2 separate regions of the Homo sapiens genome follow, and region 2 is linked to region 1. A link is a loop called in an ENCODE intact Hi-C map of the cell type or tissue named here. Cell type or tissue: chondrocyte. All regions are shown on one strand. Each heading gives the region's core, and the rest is flanking DNA. Links, peaks and the distances in the headings are about the cores only.

Evidence for each region. A loop is a pair of places that touch in the nucleus more often than their neighbours do. Peaks named below come from ENCODE experiments on the same cell type or tissue, not always from the same donor. Only the 100,000 strongest peaks of a DNase experiment are listed, where the experiment ranks them.
Region 2: it touches region 1 in a loop (3-fold over the local background); 2 of 110 quality-filtered maps call a loop at or near these places.

The regions. Positions count from the first base shown.
Region 1 is chr10:114,434,131-114,442,434 of GRCh38, forward strand. It overlaps ABLIM1 (actin binding LIM protein 1), which reads right to left. Exons shown (of 23, transcript NM_002313.7): 18 at 7,592-7,656; 19 at 6,887-6,947; 20 at 5,952-5,959; 21 at 5,046-5,120; 22 at 3,714-3,794; 23 at 1-2,243. The coding sequence ends at 2,130. Among named protein-coding and RNA genes, the nearest start is that of AFAP1L2, 34 kb to the left of the region's middle. In chondrocyte, for the core only: CTCF peaks have their summits at 3,762 (motif pointing left) and 3,964; no DNase peak of the experiment used is centred there.
Region 2 is chr10:113,700,973-113,709,308 of GRCh38, forward strand. The region is part of intron 2 of CASP7 (caspase 7); the gene reads left to right. Among named protein-coding and RNA genes, the nearest start is that of CASP7, 25 kb to the left of the region's middle. In chondrocyte, for the core only: CTCF peaks have their summits at 4,268 (motif pointing right) and 5,247 (motif pointing left); no DNase peak of the experiment used is centred there.

The DNA.
Region 1 (8,304 bases), core at 1-8,000:
GATAGAAAAAGCATGGAATAAGCAAGAAGCCACTGAGACACCAAAGGCTAAACTGCAAACTGCAGTGTGGCTTCCAACCAAGCAAGAGCTGGTCTCATCTGCTCATGGCCACCCTGTCAGAGCCATTTGCTAAACATGTTAGTAGATCCAACACACACACACACACACACACACACACACACACACACACACACACACACGAGAGTAGTCCTCATTCAGTGCATAGCAATGGAAGGCTAGGACAATTTAGATTCCTTAGGTAAGAGCACAGGAGGATGCTATAGAACAGTGACTGTTCATTCCATCCCCCAAATGACAGCGGTGAGCCACGTGTCAGAGGCTGCAACACAGACTCAGAAACTATTCTACTTGCTTTTTTACCACTGGTGTCAGAGAGACAGCTTGTAATCCTAATATTTGGTGCCAGCAGGAAGAACTTCAGAGCTTTTGTTCTTAGTGGCATATGAAGGTAAATTCAAATGTTTTCTTCTTCGGCTTTAAAACAGAGCTTAAATTCTTAAGCACAGCCCCAAAGCATGATAATAAAGTGGCTTACCCTCCTGGGTGTGGAGTTACACAAACTCTCCCTCATCTAACTCACGTCGGGAATCATGATGTGGTTTCATATGCACGCACGTGTTGGGGAAACCCTAGGCTCATATTCGAATCTAGTGTTGCAGAGCCTGAGGGACTCTCGTGAGATGCTCTGACCTCCACATCCCACCTCATCCTTCCTCTGTGGTTCCCAGTCTGATCCTTCCATGAGCTACATCAGCGCCAACACCTTTCCATGAAGGAAGTGATGTTGGGGTCGCAGTTTAGCCTCACTCTTGATCTTTGAGTCACACACACTCGGTGACAATGTCTTTAGAAGCTGCAACACAGCAGGACAAACATTCAAGCAGAAATTAAAAAGCACATGCATGCTCACAAAATTACTCTGGGTGAGTGAAACCAACATGTGCACACACACCCATGAATTCGACAGAGCTGGGCAAGAAGAAAGCTGAAAAGGCCAAATTAAATACGTTCGAAGGAGTCTACTTTGGAGTTGCAGAGATTTAAAAGAGAAAAACATGTCTTTCCTTAGCCTATTATTGAAAGAAACCTTAAAAACCAACAACAGCATGGGCTTGATCTGATTCATAGGATGCCAGAGAGACAGCAGAGGATAACGACTGGAAGAACTAGAGTCAGTAGGACATGGGACTTGTTTTTGTTTTTTGCTTTTTGGTTTTTTTTGGCCATGAATGATATGGCCCCTATGCAAAATCACCTAATGGCATGCCACTGGGCCAATCTGGGGGCAATTTGTGTTTTTCCTTTCTTTGCAAAGGTGGAGCTCCAGACAGCTCCTGTCCTAGGCGGGGAGCAGGAACCAGACCTGCTATGGGAAGCAGAAAGAGTTAAGGGAAGGTTTCCTTTCATTCCTGTTCCTTCTCTTTTGCTTTTGAACAGTTTTTAAATATACTAATAGCTAAGTCATTTGCCAGCCAGGTCCCGGTGAACAGTAGAGAACAAGGAGCTTGCTAAGAATTAATTTTGCTGTTTTTCACCCCATTCAAACAGAGCTGCCCTGTTCCCTGATGGAGTTCCATTCCTGCCAGGGCACGGCTGAGTAACACGAAGCCATTCAAGAAAGGCGGGTGTGAAATCACTGCCACCCCATGGACAGACCCCTCACTCTTCCTTCTTAGCCGCAGCGCTACTTAATAAATATATTTATACTTTGAAATTATGATAACCGATTTTTCCCATGCGGCATCCTAAGGGCACTTGCCAGCTCTTATCCGGACAGTCAGCACTGTTGTTGGACAACAGATAAAGGAAAAGAAAAAGAAGAAAACAACGCAGCTCCTGTTGTATACATAAGGTAATGTGAAAAGCTCACATGTGGACACTACTCTGTGTTTCGGAACATAGAAATTTCTACGCCATGCTTCTTGGCAAGTGTTACTGTTGGCTGGCCCGACATTTGACTCATGGTGTTTTAACCAGACTTTCTCTTTTTGGTGTTGCTGAGCGACGGTAGTTTGCAAATTCTCCAATCAAGTTTGGGCCTCAATATGACATCCTATGGGGCACCGCCACTGTCAGTCCTTTCTCTAATTGCCATTCACGAGTGGGACTTAGAAGAGTTTTGCTTTTTTCTTCATGTCGTTGCGTCTCCAAAGAGGTAACCTGTCAAACTCCTGTATGGACATTCCAAAGATTTCCCGAAACACTTCAGGGGCTAAGTGGCGCTGGGAAGAAGAAAAAAAAAAAAGAGCTGCTGTCAGTCCTGATGGCCACACAAATGGCCTTGAGCGTTGCTCTATAGTTTATACAGAGTCATTCTGAAGAACAAGGCAGGAGGACGGGAGAGGAGCCCATCTTTAATGCTTGTGACATCAGTATCCCTTACCTGGTTGGGCCAGGTGAGGAGCCCTTCCCATCAGATAAAAGAGCTGGCAGAGTATTAATGGGGATTATAATAATAACACTGACTGGTGATGGGACACAGAGAGGTGATTTATTACATTGGAGACAACTCCATCCCAGGTCCTTGGAACGTTGAGAAGATGCAGGGAAAATGGACTATCGCAATAGAAAGCCAAAGAAAATGACCTCCAGCGTGGTCCCTGGGGAGCCCCAGGGCTTCCTCCTGGCTGAGGAATAGGGGGTAAGGTGGATGTCTGTTCTACTGAGAAGACTTCCCATCAGTCATTCCCCCCTAGAAAAGTTCCCCCAAGATCCTGCAGCCTTTATTCTCTGTACCTCTACGCCAAGGTACTGCCTTTTGTCAGGAAAAAGTAAGCATTCTTTCGGAGACTGGCAGCCAGGGTTTTTCTTAATTAAAATCATTGGGATGGAAAACTATAATACAAAAATTAGTCTTCCATGTCTAAGGAGATCTTGGGTACATGTACCCAGATAACCCTTCAACAAGGAATGTGGAAACAGCCAAGAAAGAAACTTGTCCAGTATAAATCAGTATAAATGTCTCTCCTGAGAGCCTTTGCCGCTCCCACAGCCTCCCATGAACTCAACCCCAGCTCAGGGGAAGATAAGGATCTGAGACTATCTCAAGAGAAATAGCGACTCCCATTCTGAATTACCAGCCATAATTATGGCAACATCAAGTTTCAAAGAAAATGACTGAAATCATTCTGTGTCTCCTGGGTCATTCTTTTTTTCTTTTTCTTTCTTTCTTTTTTTTTTTTTTTTAGACGGAGTCAGGCTCTGTTGCCCAAGCTGGAGTACAGTGGTGTGATCTTGGCTCATTGCAACCTCCACCTCCTGGATTCAAGCGATTCTCCTGCCTCAGCCTCCCAAGTAGCTGGGACTACAGGCACCTGCCACCATGCCCCGTGAATTTTTGTATTTTTAGTAGAGACAGGGTTTCACCGTGTTGGCCAGGCTGGTCTTGAACTCCTGACCTCAAGTGATCTGCCTACCTCGGCCTCCTAAAGTGTTGGGATTATGGGCGTGAGCCACCATGCCCACCTCCTGGGTCATTCTTCTGGATATTACCAGGCATTTTTATGCTGATCTAAGTGAAAACCTGGATATTTTTTTTCTCCAAAGTTATTTCTTAGTTCTACCTATGACATGAGGGTGATCTTTATAATTTTTTTTTGTTTTCACTGAAGAAATAAAACATTGCTTAGGGGAGAGTTGGGGGAGTGCATAGGGATCTGCAGTTGGGACTGGATTTTTCGGTTTTGTTTTACCTCCAGCCTGGTTCTGTCCACCTCTCTGAGGATTTTGTTTCGCCCTCTGTTGGTCACCATGAGCATTTCATATGGAAATATCTGAGAAGAAAGAAAACACCTCTTCTAGAACACCACAGTCCATTTTATTAACAAGCAGAATCCACCTAAACGCTAGTACTCCCAAGATAGAGCTTCCAAGAGACTGTCATGACAGAATTCGAGTGATGGGTCTTCCTTCTGCAAGGCCAGTGGAAGCTCCAGTTTCCAGGGGACAGGGACAGAATCTTAGACATTCTCAACTTTCCACCAGTGTCTCAGGTAGCACTGAGCCTTAGGGGGGCTTTGTTGAGTGGCAGAACACTAACTTACTATGTATTGGGATGAAGGTAAACATTAGAAGATAATGGAAATTACAGGCACGTGTTTTTTGTTTTTGTTTTTCTTTTTTTGTTTGTAGACAGGGCTTGCTCTGTTGCCCAGGCTGGATGCAGTGGTGTGATCACAGCTCACTGTAGCCTCAACCTATCAGGCCCAGGTGACCCTCCTATCTTACCCTCCCGAGTAGCTGGGACTATAGGCACATGTCGTCATGCCAAGCAATTTTTTTTAAGTTTTAGTAGAGATGGGATTTTGCCATGTTGCTCAGGCTGGTCTTAAATTCCTGAACTCAAGCCATCTACCCGCCTTGGCCTTCCAAAGTGCTTGGATTACAGGCGTAAGCCACTGTGCCCAGCCAATGTGTTACCTTTTATAGGATGCTGTTATAGGGCAGGGTGCATTTGTGCTGGGGTTAACAATCTTGTCCCATGACTAGCTCATGAATCTATGGGGCCAGGCAGGCCCAGAAGCAGTGCTCTGGCAACTGCCATATTGAAATAAGCCCTGGTTATGGTCACCAGGGAGCATGAGCCCTTGGACAACTCTGAAGGTACAGGGTGCTCTGGAGCTAGGGTGGCCAGTCACCCCAGTGTACCCAGGACTGAGGTTCTTGAAATGCAGGGCTTTCAATGGTGAAACAGGGTTGCCTCACCTACATGGTGAGTCTGCAGCCACTCCACTCAGCACCGGATATGCTCTGTAATGCACATGGCAGAGGCCAAGGGAATACCTTGGTCATAGGCAGAGAGGGACTGGCACCTCACTGTAAACACACAGCATCATGCCCAGTAAGGGTTTAACCTGCTGACCTGATGTGGGCAAAACAGCAGAATGGCAAGGTGCATATTCATGACATGGCTCACCTGAACACACCAGCCTACAACACTTTGAGAATGATGAAAAGATAGAACATCAAATCTGTTTAGGGTTACGCCATTCCCATATGAGAGGAAAAAGAACAGCTGCACTTGCCTTTGGTTCCAACATGTTGGGCATAGACACTCCTCGGTCCATTCTCATTGCAGGCATGTGGCCATCTGGGAGTGTCTGCAACAGAAATGCCAGTTCCAGGTGAGGCATGAAATAGTCTAGGAAACTGAAGGGAGTACTCTTGGGCTCCCAATTCCCTGTTGGGTCTCCAATCCTAACCACTATTTTATTTGTGTCATCTAAATGACCATGTATTTTTCAAAATGAGATCCTTGCTGTATAGGAACAGGAATACAGCTCTTTTGCAATCAAGTTGGGGAGAGATCTTGGCTTGATGGTTATGGACAAATTCCTGAATTAGGCTCCATGAATGAAAGCATATAGTACATTTAAAAGATGCCCAAGTCTATTATTGTTAGTTTCTTATCTTTAATCATGATTTTCTATGCATTTTTCTTCTTTTCTTATTCTCCATCACATTTCTTTCTTTCTTTTTTTAACAAGATTGAGGTTCTAGTGAGAAAGGAATGTCATGAGGGCAAACTGCTCTCTCCTATTGGCTAAGACATCAGTGTCTTTTCATTTGAGAACGCGCAGGAAAAGGGTGGCCTAAAGTACTGAGAGATTATAATTAAAAGAAGAAAAACTGTATATGAGCAGACCCTTGATGCTGGTCCACTTCCACCCCAGAGAGGACTCTCCAAGGCCAAAGCAAGAGAGACCCCCTACACCTGGCCTGGTTCATGCAGTGTCCCCAAGGCCTGCAGGGACAGCTTGACCCAGGCACCAGGCATGTCTGCTCTTCACGGCTATAGAGTAATGACTAGAGAGATCAACCACAACAAGCATCTTCTCAACAGAAACTGTTGCCTTGGAGCCAGCAGTCTGGGTTGGAACATGGCTGTTCTATCGGTGTGGCCAATTCAAGAAAGACAAAGTGTTCCATACCTGGTAATCTGAAAAGGAAAGGAAAAGAAAATATCATAAGGGAAAGACCATGGAAAAGCAAGGAACCATTCACAGACTATATTATATTGAAATTCCCAACATATTCGCCCTATAAACCATGTTCTTTTTCTGCTCCCAGACTCTGCACATGTTATCCCATCAGCCTCCCTGAAGCCAAGAAATGCCTGGTCCAGTGTTAGTTAACAGTTAAAACATTTTCCCCTGGAAGCTTTCGCTGACAACCTAAAGGTACTTACTGCTTCCTTCTCTGCATCTCTGATCCCAATGTTCATCACACAGACCTTCTTTCTGCCATATGCATTTTGAGGGCAGGGGCCATGTCTCACTTATTGTTGTACCTCCAGTTACTTTTTTTTTTTTTAAGAGACAGTCTTGCTCCGTCACCCAGGCTGGAGTGCAGTGGCATGAACATAGCTCACTGCAGCCTTGAACTCCTGGGCTTAAGCAATTCTCCTGCCTCAGCCTCCCAAGTAGCTGGGACTACAGGCATGTGCCACCAGCTAATTATTATAATTTGTTGTTGTTGTTTTTGTTGTTGTTGGTAGAGACAGGCCCACTTTGTTGCCCAACCTAGTCTAGAACTCCTGGCTTCAAGTAATCCTTCCGCCTCAGCCTCCCAAAGTGTTGGGATTGCAGGCATGAGCCACCATGCCTGGCCTCTAGGTATCTGATAGAGTGCTCAGCACATAGTATGAGCAATGAATAAATTCTCACAAACTCACTTCTTACAGTTTGATTTCATTAGATATTCTTTGAAATTTTGTAAATAATTGCCCTATTAGCTCACAGAAGACAGATGTGATCCTACTCTAAGGATACAATACAGCATGAACACAGCCAGTATACTTGACTCTCATGAACCTCAGCCTCGAGGGAAGACGTGGCCATGCTCAGCCTGGCCATGGGAGCCTCACCTCGCACTCCCCCGCTGACATCCCCATAGCTGTTATACTGAGCGAAGTCGGTAGAAACAGGCTGAAATGAGGAAAAACAATTATTAGGAAATCTCCATAGTGATCGTTTTGGAGTCAGGTGAAAAGGAAGAAAGAGTTTACAAAATCCTAGGAATTCTTCCCAAGCTAAATGTCAGACCTTCATTTTTTTTTTCCCTATGATTCTTCTACTGCTATGCCATCTCTTTGTCTTTTTTAGTGTACTAATGCCACCACTCAGCAGGCTCTTGGTAAGCAGGGATCTCTTGCTGATAAATAAAAATGCATTGTCCTACATAGTTACATAATTGTATTTGTTCCATCTTTTGTGAGGAGGATGGTTATAACACACATTCTTATATCTTTTTACAGCAAAGATAATGGTTCAAGTAATTACTTTTTGTTTCATTGTAAAAAATATTTGCCATACAGTTTTGCAATTTAGTTTTCCCATAATCATACACAAGCCATTCTTTTATCTAAAGTTAATTTCTTCTTCTCTCAATAGAAACATTTTATTTTGCCTGTAACTCAAATTAATTTACTAGGCAACCAGGGAGGTTAAAATTTTCATTATGTTCCAACACTGAGATCAAGAGTCAGACGTATTCAGGCAATGTGTCAATACTTCAACCAGGGCCGAGGTGGGAGTAAAGGCAGAAACAATGAATCGGGGAGAAATCTTACCCGGTGAAGCCCATTTCTTCCATAGCCAGGGAGAGATGCAGTTTTAGATGATGGAATATGTGAAGCTGAGTAAGAAAAAAGTAAAAAACCAATTGTTAGGAAATCAGAAGGTCCAATCCTTTAATGAAATTGGCAGTATCTTCTACCTCACAGGATAGAAATACCAAAAAAATTCAAATCATATTGGGCTCAAATGTTCAAAAATATGCCATCATATTTGCAAGGAGTGGGTGGACAGTGATATGACTGAGGAGGGAAGGGAAAGTCAAGTCCACGCGGTTGAGTGGGGGCTGAAGCTGGCTGTGCTTCCTATAGCTCTGGCATGGAGCTAAGTGTTCAGCATGCTTTATTTCTTTGAATCTTCAATATAACCCTAATAACACTATGATTATTAGTTCCATATTACAGAAGGAGAAATAGGGGCTAAGAAAAATATCCTGCCAACAGTTACTAAGCTTCTAAACAGCTGAGCAAGGATGTAAATCAGGGATATCTGAATACATTAGCCCATGCCCCAGTTGATAAGGCAGCAGTAACTGAACTGGAAGCCAACCCTGTATGTTATCAAGATCTACCAGCCATCTACAGCTGGCCTCCTGGGAGGCCTGATACAGGGTATCTGTCAATGATATGGAAGCCTGATAAGCTGCTGGGCTTGAGAGGGAGCAGCCCTGGGCTTGAATTCTGGTTCTGCAACTTAATACCTCTGTATC
Region 2 (8,336 bases), core at 82-8,081, 730 kb before region 1:
TCTGTCTCTCCTGCTGCCATGTAAGACATGTCTGCTCCCCCTTCCACCATGCTTCCCCAGCCATGTGGAACTGTGAGTCAATTAAACCTCTTTTCTTTATAAATTACCCAATCTCAGGTAGCATCTTCATAGCAGTTTGAGAACAGACCAATACATAGGACTCCAGCTCAATAATAAAAAATCTTTGGAAATAAGGGAACGAAAAAGGCAAAGACATTAAATAAGAACCATCATCACTTCCATTTCATTCTATTATATATATATATTTTAACACATTTTTCAGTATATACAAGCATACTTTGTTTTACTGTGCTTTGCAGATACTGCTTTTCTTTCTTTCTTTTTTTTTTTTTTTTGAGACAGAGTCTCACTCTGTTGTCCAGGCTGGAGTGCAGTGGTGTGATCTTGGCTCACTGCAGCCTCCGCCTCCCAGGTACAAGCGATTCTCCTGCCTCAGCCTCCCAAGTAGCCAGACTACAGGCGTATGCCACCACGCCTAGCTAATTTTTATATGTATTTTAGTAAAGACAGGATTTTGCCATGTTTCCCAGGCTGGTCTTGAACTCCTGACCTTAAGTGATCCACCCCCCGCTTGGCCTCCCAAAGTGCTGGGATTACAGGCATGAGCCACCACACCTGGCCCAGATATTGCATTTTTAATAAATGGAAGGTTTGTGGCAACCCTGCAAACCTATTGGCTCCATTTTTCCAACAGCATATGCTCACTTTGTATCTCTATGTTACATTTTGGTAATTCTCACAACATTTTAAGTTTTTTAATTAGTGTTATATCTGTTACTATGATCTGTGATCAGTAATCTTTTTTGTTGTCGTTGTTCAAATCCAGGATAATCTCTGTAAATGTGATGAGTGATCTTTGATGTTACTATTGTAATTGCTTTGGGGTGCCACAAAGCACACCTGTATAAGACAGCAGACTTAAATGATAAATGTTAAGTGTGTTCTGACTGTTCCACCCACTGGCCATTCCTGTCTCTCTCCTTCTCCTTGGGCCTCCCTATTCCCTGAGGCAATATTGAAATTGGGCCAATTAATAGCCCTACAATGGCCTCTAGGTGTCTATTGAAAGGAAGAGTGATATGTCTGTCACTTTAAATCAAAAGCTAGAAGTGATTCAACTTAGTGAAGGCATGTTGAAGCCAAGACAGGCTGAAAGCTAGGCCTCCTGTGCCAAACAGCCAAGTTGTGAATGCAAAGGAAAAGTTCTTGAAGGAAATTAAAAGTGCTATTCCAGTGAACACACGGATAATAACATTATTGCTAATTATTGCTGACTTGGAGAAAGTTTGAGTGGTCTGGATAGAAGATCAAACCAGCCCCAACTTTTTCTTAAGCTAAAGCCTAAGCCAGAGCAAGGCCCTAACTCTGCAGTTCTTTGAAGGCTGAGAGAGGTGAGAAAGCTGCAAAAGAAAAGTTTGAAGCTAGCAATGGTTGATCCATGAGGTTTAAGGAAAGAAGCCTTCTCCATAAAATAGAAGTTCAACATGAAGCAGCAAGTGCTGATGTAGAAGCTACAGCAAATTATCCAGAAGATCTAGCTAAGATCATTGGTGAGAGTGGCTACACTAAACAACAGATTCTCAATGTAGACAAAGCAGCCTTCTATAGGAAGAAGATGCCATCTAAGATTGTCCTAGCTAGAGAAGAGAAGTCAATGCCTGACTTCAGTGCTTTATAAGGATGCTTGACTCTCTTGTTAGGCAGACTGGTGACTTTAAGCCGAAGCCAATGCTCATTGACCAGTCTGAAAATCCTTAAGAATTATGCTAAATCTATACTCTTTCTGTGCCCTATAAATGGAAGAACAAAGCCTGGATGACACCTGTTTATAGCATGGTTTACTGGATATTTTAAGCACACTGTTGAGACCTACTGCTCATTAAAATAAGATTCCTTTCATTGACATTGCACCTGGTCACCCAGGAGCTCTGGTGAAGATGCAGAAGGAGATTAATGTTTTTATGCCTGCTAAAACATCCATTCTGCAGCTCATAGATCAAGGAGTAATTTCAACTTCCAAGTCTTATTACTTAAGAAATAATGTCTTACTATTTGAGAAATATTATTTCAGAAATACATTTTATAAGGCTATAGTTGCCATAAATAATGTTGGGAATAACATTATAGCTATAGTGTTACCGCTGATGGATCTGGGCAGTTAATTGAAAACCTTCTGGAAAGGATGCACCATTCTAGATGCCAGTAAGAACATTTGCGATTTATGGGAGGATGTCTGAACATTAATAGGAGTTTGGAAGAAGTTGATTCCAACCCTCATGGATGACTTTGATGGGTTCAAGACTTCCTTCAATGGAGGAAGTAACTGCAGGTGTGCCAATCATGGTGGAAATAGCAAGAGAACTAGAATTAGAAGTAGACCTGAAGATGTGGCTGAATTGCTGCAATCTTATGATAAAACTTGAACAGATAAGGAGTTTCTTCTTATGAATAAGCCAAGTAAGTGGTTTCTTGAGATGGAATCTACTGCTGGTGAATGTGCTGATACATTTTTGAAATATACATTTAGAATATTACATAAACTTAGTTGGTAAAGCAGCCACAGAGTTTGAGAGGATTGACATGAATTTTGTATGTGTTTTAACTCTTTTTTTGTTTGTTTTCTTTTAAACTTTTTCCTTTTTTTTTTTTTTTTTTTTTTTTAACGAACACTTTCGTTGAGGGCTGACTTTCAATAGATCGCAGTGAGGGAGCTGCTCTGCTACATACGAAACCCCAACCCAGAAGCAGGTCATCTTTGAATGGTTTAGTGCCAGGTTCGCCAGGAACATGCATTGCGTGACAGGCGAGGGGACAATCACCTTTCTGTTGACTTGAATTTTGAATGAAGTTGTACTGTGAATAAAATGCTATCAAACAGAATGGTATGCTACAGAGAAATTGTTCATAAAAGGAAGAATCATTTGATGCAGCGAACTTCATTGCTGTCTTATTTTAAGAAATTGTCACAGCCACCCTAATTTTCGGCAGCCACCACCAGATTAATCAGCAGGCATCAGTGCTGAGGCCAGATCCTCCACCAGCCCAACAGTTACAACCCACTGAAGGCTCAAATGATTGTTAGCATTTTTTAGCAATAAAGTATGTTTTAATTAAGATATGTATTTTTTGGACATAATGCTGTTGCGTATACTCAGACTGGAGTACAGTGTGAACATAACTTTTCTACCCACTGGGAAACCAAAAAAGTCAGGCGACTCCATTTATTGCAATATTTGCTTTCCTGTGGTGGTCTGAAACTGAGCCGACGGTATATCTGAGTTGTGCCTATATTTGAATTTGGAACAGCCCAGTGTGGTCCCACGTACCCCCATTACTAGTGACATACTTCCCCTTTATCAGACTCATGTATAAGTAAGAAGCCCACCACAGTGCCTGATTCAAGGAGACTCACAGATACATCTTGTTTGTCTCTTTGTGGATGACCTGGAGGTTTCATCACCCTGTAAGTGAGGTTCAGGGTGGGTGAGAAAGTCTGCCCTTCTTTTACACAGTGGGAGATGGGAGAATGGGCAAGGGAAAAGTGGTATCTCTGACAGACCAGTTTTAGAAAAAAATACAAGTGGCAGTTGAGGACCTGGCCATTTATTCTTCCCTTAAGACTGTGCACCCCTGGGAAAGTTTTTGAGTACCTTGCTGGAAGACTTCTGCCTAAAAGACCTTTTATTTTGCAAAAATAGATGTGGTCTGTGGTATGTCCCCCCCACCCCTCAGCTTTAAGTTCTTTGGAAAGATAAATAAGCCTGGAGGGTCTACATTCTGGTCCACTCTACCTTTTTCATAGCATGACTGATGTTGACGTCATTAAAATAAACAGTAAGTATCCCGAGGTCCTCTCTGCAGTTTCAGGAGCACCATGTGACCCAATGACAGATGTGGGGTGCGATGCATGGGAGTGCCACTGGCTCCTCTGGATGTTCGTTGTAGCTGAAGGTGCTCCGCCCCCCCCCCACACCCCTACAACCTTCCCTCCCATCCCATCCCACCCTATTCCAGCTCCCTTCTCTAAGGAGCTCAGAATCACTGTTAGGCAGTGGAGGAGGCAGTAGCATCTCTGACCTGACTCTAATCAAGGACCAGACTGCTCACCTGCCCTCCCCTGGAGACATGAAGGATCCTGGGTTGCAGAAAGAAATATCCCCTTCCCCAAAAAGCCAGGGTGGGACTCAGGTTTCAAATACTAACAGTTTCAAGCCCCTAGACTTGTCTTGGCCTTTTTTTTTGCCTCACAGCCACTAGATGGCAGGACAGCATCGTTTTATTTCCAGTCCATAGGCACTAAAAATCCAGCCTGTTCTTTAAAAAAATATTTAGTGATTTTGTAATTTTCTGATTATTGAAGAACATTTGGAAAACACAGAAAAGCACAAAAAAAATCCAAATATCTTAAAATTTGTAAAGCATTCAGATTTTTAGTTATTTAGAGGAAATCATTGTGGGGCCAGTCCATATTCATTATGAACCACAGTTTATAGAACAGGGTCTAGGGTCCTCCTTGCACTTGAACAGGGTTCTGTCTTGATGTAAATATAACCCTATAGTCCTTGCCCTGGATATAAAGTCAAAGTTTTAACCAAATGCCTAGGCACAGCTACAGAAAATAATAACTAATTGCTGAATTGTAGGACATAGCCTTGGAGCTGTGGGAGGTTGAGGAGGGAAGGATAAGGAAGGACTGGAGGAGGAGCTGAAACTTGAGTTGTCAGGAAAAGCAGGGGGGGTATCAGGGGACCGGTGGAACCTCAGGGCCAGGGTGGAGATGATGGTCAGGCAAGGCCACCGATGTGGCTTCTGCCTAGGAAAGTGGGCAAAATCTGCTGGACAGGGTGAGTTAGGTCTTAATAGCATAGGCCACAAGGAGCCATTGTAGGTCCAAGACCAAGCCCTGGCCAGCAGCCTAGAAGATATTCTCTCCTAGGAACCTGAGAAATCAGAGGCTCCCTTCTGAGCTCTGCTCAAGGTCAGAATTCAAGAAAAGGAAAAAAAGGGGAAAACAGGTTTCCCGCAGTCTCAGATTACCCCTGGGCCTCCGTGGAGTCTCGTGTGTCTCTGCTGAGGAGTTTGTTTACCCTTCTGGTTTCCCAGTGGAAGAGAGCAGGAGAAAAGATCTATTCTCAACATTTGCTAAACTCCCTATTTTCCAGGCACTGGCTCGGATCACATGGGTTTTACCCTTGGCATCATCTCTGTTTTCCAGCCTTTGCCCCCTGGAGGGTGGTTAATAAATGCCACTTGGTTATAATTCTCTCTCCTGGAGGCATCTTGGGCTTCTTCACCAGTGAGTGAAGATATGTAAACACATCCCTATAAAAAATGTGTTATTTGTATAATTATAAGGAAGATTCAAGTGGCATCCTTTTTCATTTGGAGAGGGGTTAAAAAACTGTTTTAGAAGACGCAATGCTTTGGAATTAGAGACAAGAACAAAGAAGGCAGACCTTAATTCATTCCAAAGAATACATTCCAAGTTAAGCAAAAATTGTGCCATGATGCCCATTGATTGAAAGGGGCCAGATCTGGGCCCACTAAAGAAAATATGAACATTGAAATTTATGCAGGGCGTTTACTTTTCAATAAAGGAAGGATTCAAATTCAGCTTCCAGAAAATTGGATGCCTGTCTCCCAAATTTGTACATAGAGAATGATAAAGATTTAATGCTGTATTTGAAGCAGTGATGACACTATGTAAAATAATAGAAGTAGCAAAGTTGAGTCAGACAACCGGGGTTCAGATCCTGGCCCTTCCTCCCACTTACTATTTGAGGGACTATAGCAAGTCACGTGACCTTCCTGTGCCTCAGCTTCCTTATCTGCATAATAGAGATATTGATCTCTGCCCACGGGATTGTTATGAGAATCAGAGTAACCGTCAGCTTCCTGAATTACCTGAATGTGCCTGCTGAGGAAGAAATCATAGAATCATGATTTTAACACTGGGAGAACTTACCTAATTCCCTTCATTATGATCAAGGAAAGGAAGACCAGAGAGGTGATACGTAGCCACCCAAGAGGACCAGGACCGAGACACAGGCCTAACTTGTCCAGTGCTTCCCCCCAGCGTCAGGTGGCACCCACGACTTTGGTGGCACCAGGCTGTTCATCCACATTAATCCACCCACAGAGTGCTTTTTTCCTTCCACCCAAGTGGGTCAGCAAATTTTCTTCGTGTACACGGCTTCTTCTCTGCTTCACTTTGGCAGAGGGATGGTATAGGGACAGCTGTCCCAGCAGGGCGAGCAGTGGGCTTTCCAGTGGCGGAGGGATGGCATAGGGACAGCTGTCCCAGCAGGGCGAGCCATGGGCTTTCCAGCGGCGGACGGATGGCATAGGGACGCTGTCCCAGCAGGGCGAGCAGTGGGCTTTCCAGTGAAGAGGGCCAAGTGTACGTTTCAGGAGCAGCAAGCACAGGACACCAAAACGTGGGCAGAGGTCTAGAAACTGCAAAGCTGTAGCTTCTGCATGTGTGGGATACCTCCAGTTCTTTTCAGTTATTGCTCTTCTAGAGGGGATAAATTAAAGTGAAAAGGTAAGGTAAATCATCAGCTTTTCACAGTAATAGAAACCTAGAACACTATTAGCAGAGAAAAATTAAGCCTAGTAATAGAAAAGTACTATGAAAACATAACCAGTTGCTTCTCACATGAACATGTGATCACAGACAGGAAATGTGAGCGTGGCATTGCATGTTTAACCCCTGAGCTGCTGGTTTTCTTTCTCTCAAGGATCTGTGATGATGAGAATTTTGTTTGTTTTGTTTTGAGACAGAGTCTCACTCTGTTGCCCAGGCTGGAGTGCAGTGGTGTGATCTCACCTCCCTGCAACCTCCACCTCCCAGGTTCAAGCAATTCTCGTGCCTCAGCCTCCCGAGTAGCTGGGATTATAGGCGCGTGCCACCACTCCTGGCTAATTTTTTTGTATTTTTAGTAGAGACAGGGTTTCACCATGTTGGCTAGACTGGTCTCAAACTCCTGACATCAGGTAATCTGCCTGCCTCAGCCTCCCAAAGTGCTGGGATTATGGGCGTGAGCCACCCTGCCCGCCAATGGTCAGTTTTAAGGGGAAAAGATGGGTGGAGTGATTAAGGACTGAAGTATGTTAGCTGTTCTAATGCTGGACCCTGCAGCCGTAATACAGACGTATTGTATCCTCCATTCAGTCTATTAGGCTATTTAAAGACAATTCAGCCTTTTCTACCCCCTGGATGATTTGTTTTAAAGTCATTTGTCAATTTTTATTGTCAGGGACCCTACTGGTTTTGTTTTTTTGTTTTTTTTTTTTAGGGGAAAGAGGGAAATGTGGAGGTTGGTATGTTTTGGGGAGGGGGATCTATTCTTCTCCTTAGCCTCTTTTAAACTGAGTTTGCTTCCCCATGTTTATATTTTTGCAACTGACTTTCAGAGAAAAAAATGTATAGAGCGAATTTTCTCTCCTGTTCACAGACCTGAGGATGGCAGGTGATCAAGAGGCTTGTGCAGGGTAGCAGGTGTCATAACCTCATTGTATCAGCTTCATACCCTTTCTAGACTGTGGTCCTGAACCAAGAAATGGAGAAAAGCGTTGCTGAGCCGTTCACTTTATAAGTGTTTGGTTTTTATGTGTTTGCATTTTCCTTGTTGCATTTGGAGGGTTGAGATGGGGAAATACAGCAACTCCTGGATCGTTCACTTTATGCAAGATCATTGAAAAATGTTTGTATGCCTCATTTAAAAATGAAGGGCTTTGGTATGCTTCCGTGGTCTCCTATTATTTTTATTCACTTGAGTACCTTTAAAGGAAAAACATAACCTAATGAACTTGAACTCTTTAATTCACCACACACTCACTTCCTGTTTTTGTTGATTAACTTACATATAGTTTGACATGTTTTGCCGTCATGTGAGTGCCGTTTTGCAGCCTGGTGTAGATTTGGGACTTCGGTGGGTTGACCATGTGTGATGCTCATCAACTTGAACTGTATGATGGTTTGTTCTGTTGATACTCTGTCTCTTGCTTAGCTATTCCCCTGTCGTTCCCAATTTTTCACTCTTAAAGATTGTGCTCCTGGCTGCATGTTTATGGAAATTTTGTTTTCTTTTTTCCTTTGGACCCCACGCTCACAGACAGTTGCTTTTTTCCACAGGAGCCATCCCAGGGTTGGGGGATGCTACAATGGGGAGCCGGGGCATTTCTGCCGGTCAGCAGAGAAGGGAGAGGCCAGTGTGACCTTCCCAGCCCGAGTTTGAATGGTCCTGTGGAAAACTCCAGCGTGCAGTTCACTGCTGATTCAGTCACAGGCCTTCAGGGCCAGGCAGCCTGTG